Regions from separate parts of the Homo sapiens genome. Here region 2 is linked to region 1. The links are chromatin loops, found by intact Hi-C in ENCODE. Cell type or tissue: mesothelial cell of epicardium. All regions are shown on one strand. Each heading gives the region's core, and the rest is flanking DNA. Links, peaks and the distances in the headings are about the cores only.

What was found. Hi-C counts contacts between places; a loop is a spot of excess contacts. Peaks named below come from ENCODE experiments on the same cell type or tissue, not always from the same donor. Only the 100,000 strongest peaks of a DNase experiment are listed, where the experiment ranks them.
Region 2: a loop joins it to region 1, with 8 times the contacts of the local background. A loop is called at or near these places in 3 of 110 quality-filtered maps.

The regions. Positions count from the first base shown.
Region 1 is chr1:58,807,105-58,812,490 of GRCh38, forward strand. All of the region lies in intron 1 of JUN-DT (JUN divergent transcript), which reads left to right. Among named protein-coding and RNA genes, the nearest start is that of JUN-DT, 25 kb to the left of the region's middle. In mesothelial cell of epicardium, for the core only: no CTCF peak of the experiment used is centred there; a DNase peak (open chromatin) is centred at 2,377.
Region 2 is chr1:59,162,481-59,167,866 of GRCh38, forward strand. No RefSeq gene overlaps it. Among named protein-coding and RNA genes, the nearest start is that of HSD52, 18 kb to the left of the region's middle. In mesothelial cell of epicardium, for the core only: no CTCF peak of the experiment used is centred there; no DNase peak of the experiment used is centred there.

The DNA.
Region 1 (5,386 bases), core at 273-5,272:
GGAAGAGCACACACAGATGAACAAAAAAAGTTTCAAGTAGAGTTTGTAAGACAAATCTTATTTGAAGGTGGTTAGTAGGGGGTTGATCCATTAATTTTTTGATCCAGAAATATTCACTGAGCCCCTGCTATGCTGGGTGCTGGAGATAGAAATGAGGAAGCACAGTCTCTGCCTTCAAGGAGTTCACAGACTGCTTCAATGAACAGAGAAATGGACATTTATTGTTGAGCATGGTAGGAGCTGTGGTAGAAGTAGACCCCTGATGCGATGGGCATTAGCAGGTCTGAGTTACAACCTCGGGGCTGGTGTTCAGAGAGGGCTTTCTGCAGGAAGTATTATCCCTTCCAAGGCCTAAAGGTTGAGGGAGTAGGAGCTGGCCAGGCCCAAGCGGGAATGGTTCTAGGAAGAAGGAATGGAGGAAAGACAGGCTGGCCTGTATAGGTTCTGCACTATGTAGGGGGCTGGAGAGGTGCACAAGGGATCAGATTGAATGGGATGCTGAAAACCACAGAAAGCTATGGAGAGCCATAGAAAGACTGTAGGGAGGGGAGTGACATGACTAGATCTGTATGTTAAAAATAAAAATTGGAGAAGGTCTTTTGAGAAAAGTGATTTTCTAATAGAATTTTATTTGATCCTTTTTTTAAAAAAAGAAGCATAACATATATACAGAAATGCATACAAGTCATAAGAGGTGCATTTTGATGAATGATTACAAAGTGAATAGCCCTGTGTATATACTGCTTAGGTTTTCCAGATGTATAGGTTGTCAGAGTACAGGCAGAATAGAGGAGAGATGGCCTAATCATTTGGAATTTCTCTTCTTTGTCCTGTGGAGAAATGGCTTTCATAACAGAAAGAATATGGGATCTAGGGTAGAAAGGCTCAGTTTTGAGCTCTATATCTGGTATTTCCTTTTTGTATGATCTCAGGCAAATGGCTACACTTTCCTTATCCTCAGTTTCACTACTGAGAGTGGACTAGCTATGTCTTCTTCACTAAGATGGTGTGCAGGTAAAATAGGACAAAGCTGGTAAAAAGCTCTCTGCATTATGCAAAATAGTTGCCCATATAATTCTAAAATTCCAATCTGTCTCAGATATAGACTGCTTCACTTTATCTTCTTCCTTCTTTATATGACATTTTGACAGATGAATGAGGAGGGAAGGAGGGGAGGGAGTTTCTCTTTTTGTAATGCTTTTTTTTTTTTGGTTTTGTTTTCCATTTCAAAATGCCAGCCACATCTGGAGTGGCTCTCCTATACCCTTCTCTGTCCCTACTCTTCCTGCTCATTGCTGGCCATCTTACCCAACCAGGCCCAAAGAGGCAGGGGAAGGAGGGCGGGAATGAGGGCATGAAAAGAGCTTCGAGGTGAAAAGAAGTCCCTTCGTCTTCCTTGAGGGTCCCTGCTGTCCCCAGCTGTGCACTAGGCATTTGGGATGGAGGTGGGGGGATGTAGATGGGAAACATGCCCTTCACTTTCAGTGTGATGTCAAGTCTGTTGAGGCAAAATGAAAACAGCCTAGGCCGAGCGCGGTGGCTCACGCCTGTAATCCCAGCACTTTGAGAGGCCGAGGCGGGCGGATCACGAGGTCAGGAGATCAAGACCATCCTGGCTAACACGGTGAAACCCCCTCTCTACTAAAAATACAAAAAAAAGTTAGCCAGGCATGGTGGCAGGCACCTGTAGTCCCAGCTACTCGGGAGGCTGAGGCAGGAGAATTGCGTGAACCTGGGAGGCAGAGCTTGCAGTGAGCCGAGATCTGGCCACTGCACTCCAGCCTGGGCAAGAGAGTGAGACTACGTCTCAAAAAAAAAAAAAAAACAAAAAACAAAAAACAGCCTAATAGCAGAGCAAGACCAGCTAAGGTCAAAGTCTTAGTGTCAGAGGCAAATAGCCCCAAAGGAGGCTGGAAACAGAAGAGACCACTTCACTGGGTAAAACACCTACAGAAGGTGAGCTCAGTGCTAGGCTCTCCCTTCTCTCCTCTCATTTCAAATTCTTGGCATTTTATGCAATAAATATATTTAAGCACCTATAGCATATCAGACCATTATTTTATACACATTGTTTTATTTGATCCTCAGAACAACACTAAAAGCTAAGTATTATAATTACCATCTTTTGGAGGAAGGGGACCAAGATTTACAGATTTGCTCAAGATCACACCACTGTTAAAAGAAGGAAATAGCTTTGAACCCACACCCATCCAGTCCCACAAATCCTGCTCTTTCCACTCTGCTATACCGTTCGTTGAACGTATGTGGAAGGGAGCCACGCGCTTTATCGGGCTGCATCACATTGCATGCATTTTTAGTATATGTGTGCACATGCCAACAGGCATGTGGGAATCCTGCTGGGTGAGTTGTAATGAGGGCGTTTTGAGTGGCTAGATGCATTTTTGCTGGTGAGGCCTGGCTCAAGGAGAACAGGAAAGGAAGCATACAAACCCAGTGTGTGGGAGGCTAGTCACACGGTGTGAGGGCTTGTCCTTGAACAAACTATTGGGAAATGGGTCTGTTAAGCCCTGGTGAAACTTTACTTTACTGGGGGGCCCCTAGGTTTTTCCATGACTATTTGATTTCCAAAGCATAATTCATTCCCAATTCTTGAAAAAAAAGAAAAAGCAATATTTGTTTAGCACCTCCTGTGTGCCAGGCATGGTGCTTGGTGCTTTACATATGTGACATCATTTAATTCTCACAAACCCTTGCCCATTAGTGCCACTGTTCAGCCCAGGAGACAGATTCAGGAAGTTCAGGCGATTTGTTCAAGATTCTTCAGCTGGTGTGGAGCAGCACTGGGGTTCCTGCCCTGTGCTGTTCAACAGCAAGTCACACTGGCATTTTAAAGTTATTGGTGGGACATTCTGTCTTTTAATATAGTTGTAAATTATCTCTAATCATGAAATAGGATGACAGCATACTGATCCTTCCTCTCCTCTTTTAGAAAAAGAAAGGCATTATCTTTTCATTCCTGAGTAACTAAGATTCTTTGCCCCAGAGGTAAAAATCTCCACTCCAGGTTACTCATGTGTCATTGTCCGGAGGGTACAATTGCTACTCTTGCTTTCGTTTGGCCCTTTTTCTTCTTCTTTTCCTAAGGTACCTGGCCTCTTTCAAGATATCTCTCACTCCCCCATACCCATCACTATAGTATAAGGCTGCTGAGGTGGCACCAGCCATGATAAGGAAGGCAGGGACCTGTGGCCTGGATGAGCCTGTAGTCAGAGAGACCTGGTGTGTATGGAGTCTAGAGGGCCCTCTGAGGTTTGAGATAGGCCTAATAGTCTCCCAAAGACCCCTGGTCCCTGCTCACCTAGTGCCATCATAGAAGGGAAAAGATGTTCTTGGTGTCACTGGAGAACATTTGGCTTTGGAGATAAGTGTTTGGGCCACCAGCCCCCTTCAAGAATATATAGCAATTATGAGTGTCTGGATGGACCTCATTTTTTGCACTGGGCGGATAGATTAACCAAACCTCCCAGAAGTGGAATGAATAACAAAGAGAAAGGTCTTTGCAATTCTAGGGCTTGTCCTTTCACATCTCTTTTAAGGCTTGTGAAAGCAGCGAGCAGTGGGGAGGGAGATGGGTGGAATGGGCATTTGTTAACGAGGAGAAATCCTGAGATGCTTGGTTGTGTGACCTGGGGTTGGGAAGCCACTCCACTTCACATCTCTGAGTCTCAATTTTCCCTTCTGCCATTTGGCAAAGGGAATGCTTCCCTTCCTCTTCCCCTGCCCCAGACGGCTGCTGTGAGAATGAGATGAGAATATGTTTAGGGTTTTGGAGTGATGTCCGAACTCAGAGAAGGTGCTTAGGCCAAAGTCAAGAGGCCTGAGGTGTACTCCAGACTCTGCCCTGAACTCAGTATCTCTTCTTTCCGGGGCTTCCTTTCTATAAAATGGGGGAATGAGGGTAGCTTTCTTTCTTTTTTTTTTTTTTCCCTCAATGGTCACTTTTGATTCTAAATGCCATAATGCCATGACTGTTTTCTCAAAGTAGAGGATTAGATGCAACTTTTAGGAGATAAATGGATCATTTAATAGTTACCTGTTCAGTCATTTAACAAATGTTTAATGAGGACCTACCACATGTCAGCCACAGTGCTAGGTAATGGATAGAATAACAAACAAAACAGACGTAGCCCCTGCCCTCATGGAACTTCTAGTCTAGTATAAGACTGTTTGGAAGAACTTCCTCATCTCAGATAGTTGAAGAAGTTCCAGGGCTCCAAGGGGAATGTCGTTAGTTAAAAGAACAATGTCAGGAATGTAATAGGTGCTCAAATATTTGTTAAATGAATAAATCAATACAAGCACCTGAAGGAAGCTCTTGCAGTAACCCTAGAGTTAGGAGCAGTTCTTTGGAGTCCAGAAAGACTGTGGGAGCTCTGGCAAAGGGTGTATGTAATTGCTAAATAGTTTGTTTGTTGAGACACCTGTGGATGGGAGGATCTGCCCCTACCTGCCTGGTTCTCAAGGTGGCCACTTACTGGGAACAACGATGGCTTCACTTGCCAGGTCTTTTCCCCAGAGGTGGAGCCCATGCAGATGCTGGAACTGAAGGGGGGAAGGGAAAAGTGGCCAGGGAAAAATGCCAGTGTTTGTATGACATTTGGGCTAAGCCCAGAGGACCCATAGAGATTGTGGGGTCTCATCTGTATCCTGTCAGAGGGGTAACTGAGGCCTAGATGGGATGTGAGGTCACAAAAGAGTTGGCTCCAAGCCATGTCAGGAGGCTGGATGGGGAGGTGGAAAGAACCTGGGCTTAGGAGTTGGAGAGTACTTGGGTTTGAAGGCTGTGGATCCTTGGGTAAATCACTTAATCTCTCTGAATCAGCTTTCTCATCTGTTGAAGAGACATCACAGTGGTGGCATCTGAAAGATGTCATGAGGTATAATGTGTCTTGGACACCTAAAATCAGGACCCAGGACTAACTATAGACCTGATAATCAGTATTTATAATTATTACATTATTAGGACCCAGGTCCTATTTCTGTGCAATGTTGAAAGATAGTGATAAGAACAATTTAGATCAGAACTTACAAGTTTGCATGATCTTCATTATAAATGAAATAGTGAAACAATGCTGAGCGGATTTACAGAGGCGTAACTCATTCATTAACCAGCTTAGACAGGCATTTTCCCCCCTCTTTGGGATTGGTTTTCTCTTCTGTTAAATGGGGATAATTTTTATGCTCAACCTCTTCTCATCCATCTATTAAACATTTATTGAATGCCTATTAGGAGTCATAATATGCTTAGTGCTGAGGACACAGGAAGAGGACATAGTTCCTGACCCTAAGGAGCTCATTACCTAGTGGGACACTATTAAACAGATACAACACAGAATAGTATGTATAGAGCATGGTATGTAGCAGG
Region 2 (5,386 bases), core at 240-5,239, 360 kb after region 1:
GATGCAGTCTATAAGCCACTGTGATGGATGAGAAGAGCCCAGGATGGAGGTGAAAGTCTGGAACTGGAATCTGAGCCCTTATTTTTCTGACTCACTGTTTTACCTTGGAAGAATCACTGAAGTTTTCTGCATCTCTGTTTCCTCATATGTTTAAAAAAGAAAGCACTTAACCTTGGTGGATGTGAAAAATAAATGAAATAATTTCTAGAAATGTGCCTAGTTCAATACATTGAAACCCACCTACATTAAAACCTTTCTCAAAGTCGTTTGAGCCTTTTCTTCTTTCTTCCTTTCTACATCCTAGTTCAAGGCCAGTTCAATAAAATCATGGGCTTTATAGTCAGGCAGATTTCAAGTCCTGGCTCTAACATTTATTAGCTATCTGACTTATTCAAAAATACTTACTGGGCACCTACTACATGCCAGGCACTGTTCTGCCTGCTAAGGATACAGAAAAGAAAAAAAAAAAAGAAGGACACAGTTCTTGCTCTTTACAGCTTAAATTCTAGTTTGTTCATTTTAAAATAAGGATAAAATCACTTACATTCTATTGTTGCTATAATGATTAAATAACAACATTTATGAGGAAGATTTATGAATAATAAATGCTCCCCAGTAAATGCTAATTCTCTTCCCTCCTTCTCTTTTCTAAACTTTGAAGGATGCTGGGAAAAGTATTAGGTTGGATGTTAGGAACCTGGCATTCTAACCCTAGCCCTGCCATTAACTAGCTGTGTGATCTCAGGCAAATGTCTGAGCCTTTCTGGATCACAATCATTTCCTCCATAAAAGAATAATGTTGTACTAAATAATTTGTAAGAGACCATTTGTTAGGATGGGATTCGGTACTTCTCAAAATTAGTCATTAATCTTGATACACTGTGGAAGAGTAGGTATATTAGACTGTGTTGTGATTCAAAAATAAATTTATAGCTAGCATTCTTCAAGGGCTTACTAGGTCCAAGCTGTCCAAATCCTTAAAGCTTTTTGCTTTAATCCCACAACAACTTCATGGGGCAGGCATTCCTACCTTCATTTTATATGAGCAAACTAAACCTCAGAGAAGTGAATTTGGCAAAGTCACCCAGCAAGTCAGAGGCAAAAGTGGTATTGACACCGATGTCTGACTCAAAAAGCCATTCTCTCTGCCCTCCACTGTTACTGGATAGTTGTCAGAGCTTGTCCTAAGACCAATCGAACATACTTAGTGGCTCCATAAATTAATCAGTATGTCATGTGGGCAAAGAGTGACTCCTGCATGGTTCATCCACGGGAGACACAGAACATAAGCCTGGCTCCATTCTGTTCTCCGGCTCCTATTCTTGGCTTCCCCACAGCTGCCTCTCCCTACAGCCATTTCTGTGGATGAGTCCACATGATTGATGGGAAACCAAACATTATTGTTCAGGAATGATGTTTTTTCAAATTGGACAGCTGCTGCTTGTTTGGCTGGGAGTTTGGCAAGTGTTTAAGTATTTCACTTTGTCATGGTGGTCAGACCTAGAGGAAATAATTAGGTGGTCATGGCAACCAGCATCCCAGGCACACCACAGTGACGCCCAGGAGGAAGCATTGAATGGAGAGTCCAGACATTGACTCTGCCCTGAGTACTCTGGCCTCAGGTTCCTCAGCAGGGCTGCCCCTTTAGGTCTAAAATCTCTCAATAGGAGAATGAAATACCTAATTCTATCCTGAAAGATATAGGTCTTAAGGGACATGAAGACCAAAACTCACACTAAGCTGTTAAAGACTAAGGAGTGGGGACAGAAAAAAAATCTCAAGTGAAACATCTGCTATGTGCCTGGAGCTGTGCTGCGTGCTTTATACTATTGTCTCAGTTAATCCTCACAACATTCTCCTTTGAACAGAGGAAGAAACTGAGGCTCGGAGAGGTGAAATGACTTGCCTACGATCACATAGCTAGATAGTAAAGGAATTAGGATGTGAACATTGGTCTAGCTGATCCTGAAGCCTTGCTACAACACCTACACTAAGTGCCATTAGGACCTTTCCCAGAAGCACCTGCTGCTTGAGGTATAGAAAGGGGCTGGGTGGAAGACACTAAAGTGTCCAAAAGGTGATGTCATTATTTGATGTCCCCTCCTCTACACTGCCCTCCTTGGTGGGAATCTGGCTTCTGGTGTAGCTCCTAAATCATTCTTGCGTAGGCTATACCTCTCTTCTTCACCTCAGTTATTTCAAACCCACGGTCTCTCTACAGTATTTCTGAAGTGTCCTAGGCAGTACATTGAAATTGGGTCTGAGCCCAACTCTTTCTTTGCCTTATTGGAAAGATGACAGAATCTGCCTGATGTTCTCCAATTCCTGGATTATATATCTTACCTCTGACTCAGAAGATGAATTGATTGTTACCTTATAGATCTTTGAAAATTACTGTGCCTCATGGGCAGGTTCAGAAAAATCCCAATCATCAGTGATTTTTCTCCCTTTTCTGAATTCCTGCAATTTATTTAGAGTCTCATAAGATTATCCTTTACGGGGTGAGGGCAGCTCATCTGCCACTTCATGCCCAGTAAGCTCTACACCCCCAAACATCTGAGGTTCCCTAATAGAGGAATCAGAGCACCTGCCCTTGACTCCCGTTTCCACCACTAACTCATGGTATTACCTTTGAAAAGCCAATGGACATGTGTGAAATAAAATTCTGTCAAACTACTGAAGATGTCTTTCAATTCTAATATTTGGTAATTCAAGTCTTCCTTCTAGTAAGCAAAATTTCAAATTCTATTTGAAAATTAAGATTATTCAACCCATTCCTCACTTCAGAATGAAGAGTATCACCTCTGAGATTGATACAAATTCACAGACTTTTGCCCCAAGGTTTTGATTTTTCTAGCTCACATTTTTTTCTCTGTGTTCTGCAGAGGTAATTTACAGATTTCTAGAGAGCTGTCTTTCTGCCTCCTGATGAATAGGATACTAGATGAAGGGCAAATAAAAATGGTGATGATGCCAGTGAAGAAAGTAAACGAGTTAAATGATACCTTTAAGGAACTGAAGACAAGGGTTGCCTGAGTCATGCTGCCCTTGCTATTACTATATTTCACTGTGTTTTGGCTGCATTGGATGACGGTGTCATAGGAAGGGCATAGCCTTTGGATCTAGCTCTGTCTCTTCAGTAGCTGCATAATCTTAGACAAGTTACCCAGCACTTCCAAGCCTCAGTATCCTTTTCTGTTAAATGTGAACACTGGTATCTTGATGGTTGTTGTGAGGATCAGGGATTAGATAAATACAGTGCAAAAGCATTGAATCTTAAGAGATATCTACTGATGTATTTACAGGTGAATTGACATGATGTTTGGGATTTGCTTCAAAGTAATTGGTGGAGATAGACAATTGATTTTCCTTCTGTTTTGTTTTGTTTTTTTAATTTAACTTCTTTTTTAACTTCAGAGGTACATGTACAGATGTGTTACACAGAAACGTGTGTCATGGGGGTTTGTTGTACAGATTATTTCATCACCCAGGTATTAAACTAGTTATTTCTCCTGATCCTTTCCTTCCTCCCACCCTCTACCCTCCGATAGGCTCTAGTGTATATTGTTCCCCTCTATGTGTCCATGTGTTCTTATCTTTAGCTCCACTTATAAGTGAGAACATGTAGCATTTGGTTTTCTGTTCAAATTTTAATTTGCTAAGGATAATGGCCTCCAGCTCCATCCATGTTCCTGCAAAGGACATGATCTCATTCTTTTTTATGGCTGCATAGTATTCCATGGTGTATATGTACTACATTTTCTTTATCCAATCTGTCATTGATGGTCATTTAGGTTGATTCCATGTATTTGCTATTGTGAATAGTGCTGCAATGAACATACGAATGCATGTTTCTTTAAAATAAAAAATGTATATTCCTTGGGGCGTATACCCAGTAATGGGATTGCTGGGTCCAATGGTATTTCTGTTTTCAGGTTTTTGAGGAATTGCCACACTGTCTTTCACAATGGTAGAACTAATTGACACTCCCACCAACAGTGTATAAGCATTCCTTTTTCTCTGCAACTTGCCAGCATCTGTTATTTTTTGACTTTTAAGTAAAAGCCATTCTGATTGGTGTGAGGTGATATCTCACTGTGGTTTGGATTTGCATTTCTCTAATGATCAGTGATGTTGAGCATTTTTTCATATGATTGTTGCCTGTGTGTGTGTCTTCTTTTGAAAAGCGTCTGTTCATGTCCTTTGCTCACTTTTTAATGAAGTTGTTTGGGTTTTTTCTTGTAAATTTTTTTAAGTTCCTTATAGATGCTGGGTGATTAGACCTTTGTCAGATACATAGTTTGAAAAAGTTTTTTCCCATTCTGTAGGTTGTCTGCTCATTCTGTTAATAGTTTCTTTTGTTGTGCAGAAGCTCTTTAGTTTAATTAGATCCCATTTTTCATTTTTTGCTTTTGAACACAATCCCATTCACAATTGCCACAAAAAGAATAAAATACCTAGGAATACAGCTAACCAAGGAGGTGAAAGATCTCTACAAGGAGAACTACAAAACACTGCTCAAAGAAATCAGAGATGAAATAAACAAATGGAAAATCATTCCATGTTCATGGATAGGAAGAATCAATATCGTTAAAATGGCCATGCTGCCCAAAGCAATTTATAGATTCAATATTATCCCTATTGAACTACTATTGGCATTCTTCACACAACAAAAAAAAGCCTATTTTAAAATTCATATGGAACCAAAAAAGAGCTTGAATAGCCAGGGCAATTCTAAGCAAAAATAACAAATCTGGAGGCATCACACTACCTAACTTCAAACTATGCTACAGGGCCACAGTAACCAAAACAGCATGGCACTAGTACAGTAACAGACACATAGACCAATGGAACTGAATAGAGAATCCAGAAGTAAGGCTGCACACCTGCAACTATCTGATCTTCAACTAACCTGACAAAAACAAGCAATGGGGAAAGGATTCCCTGTTCAGTAAATGGTACTGGGATAACTGGCTAGCCATATGCAGAATATTAAAACTGGATCCCTTCCTTACACCATATACAAAAATTAACTCAAGATGAATTACAAACTTAAATGTAAAACCCAAATCTATTAAACCTCTGGAAAAAAAAAACCTAGGCAATACCATTCTGGACATAGGAACAGGAAAAGATTTCATGAGGAAGATGCCAAAAGGAATTGCAGCAAAAGTCAATTGAGTTTTCAATAAGAGAGTCAAGAAAATTCAATCATTTAAAATAATATTCTTTTCAACAGATGGTGCTGGGACAACCGGATGTGCCCATTCAAAAGAATGAGGTGGGACCCTTACCTCATACCATGTACAAAAATTAACTCAAAATTCATCAAGAACTAAATGTAAGAGCTAAAACTATAAAACTTTTCTTAAAAATCAAAGGCATA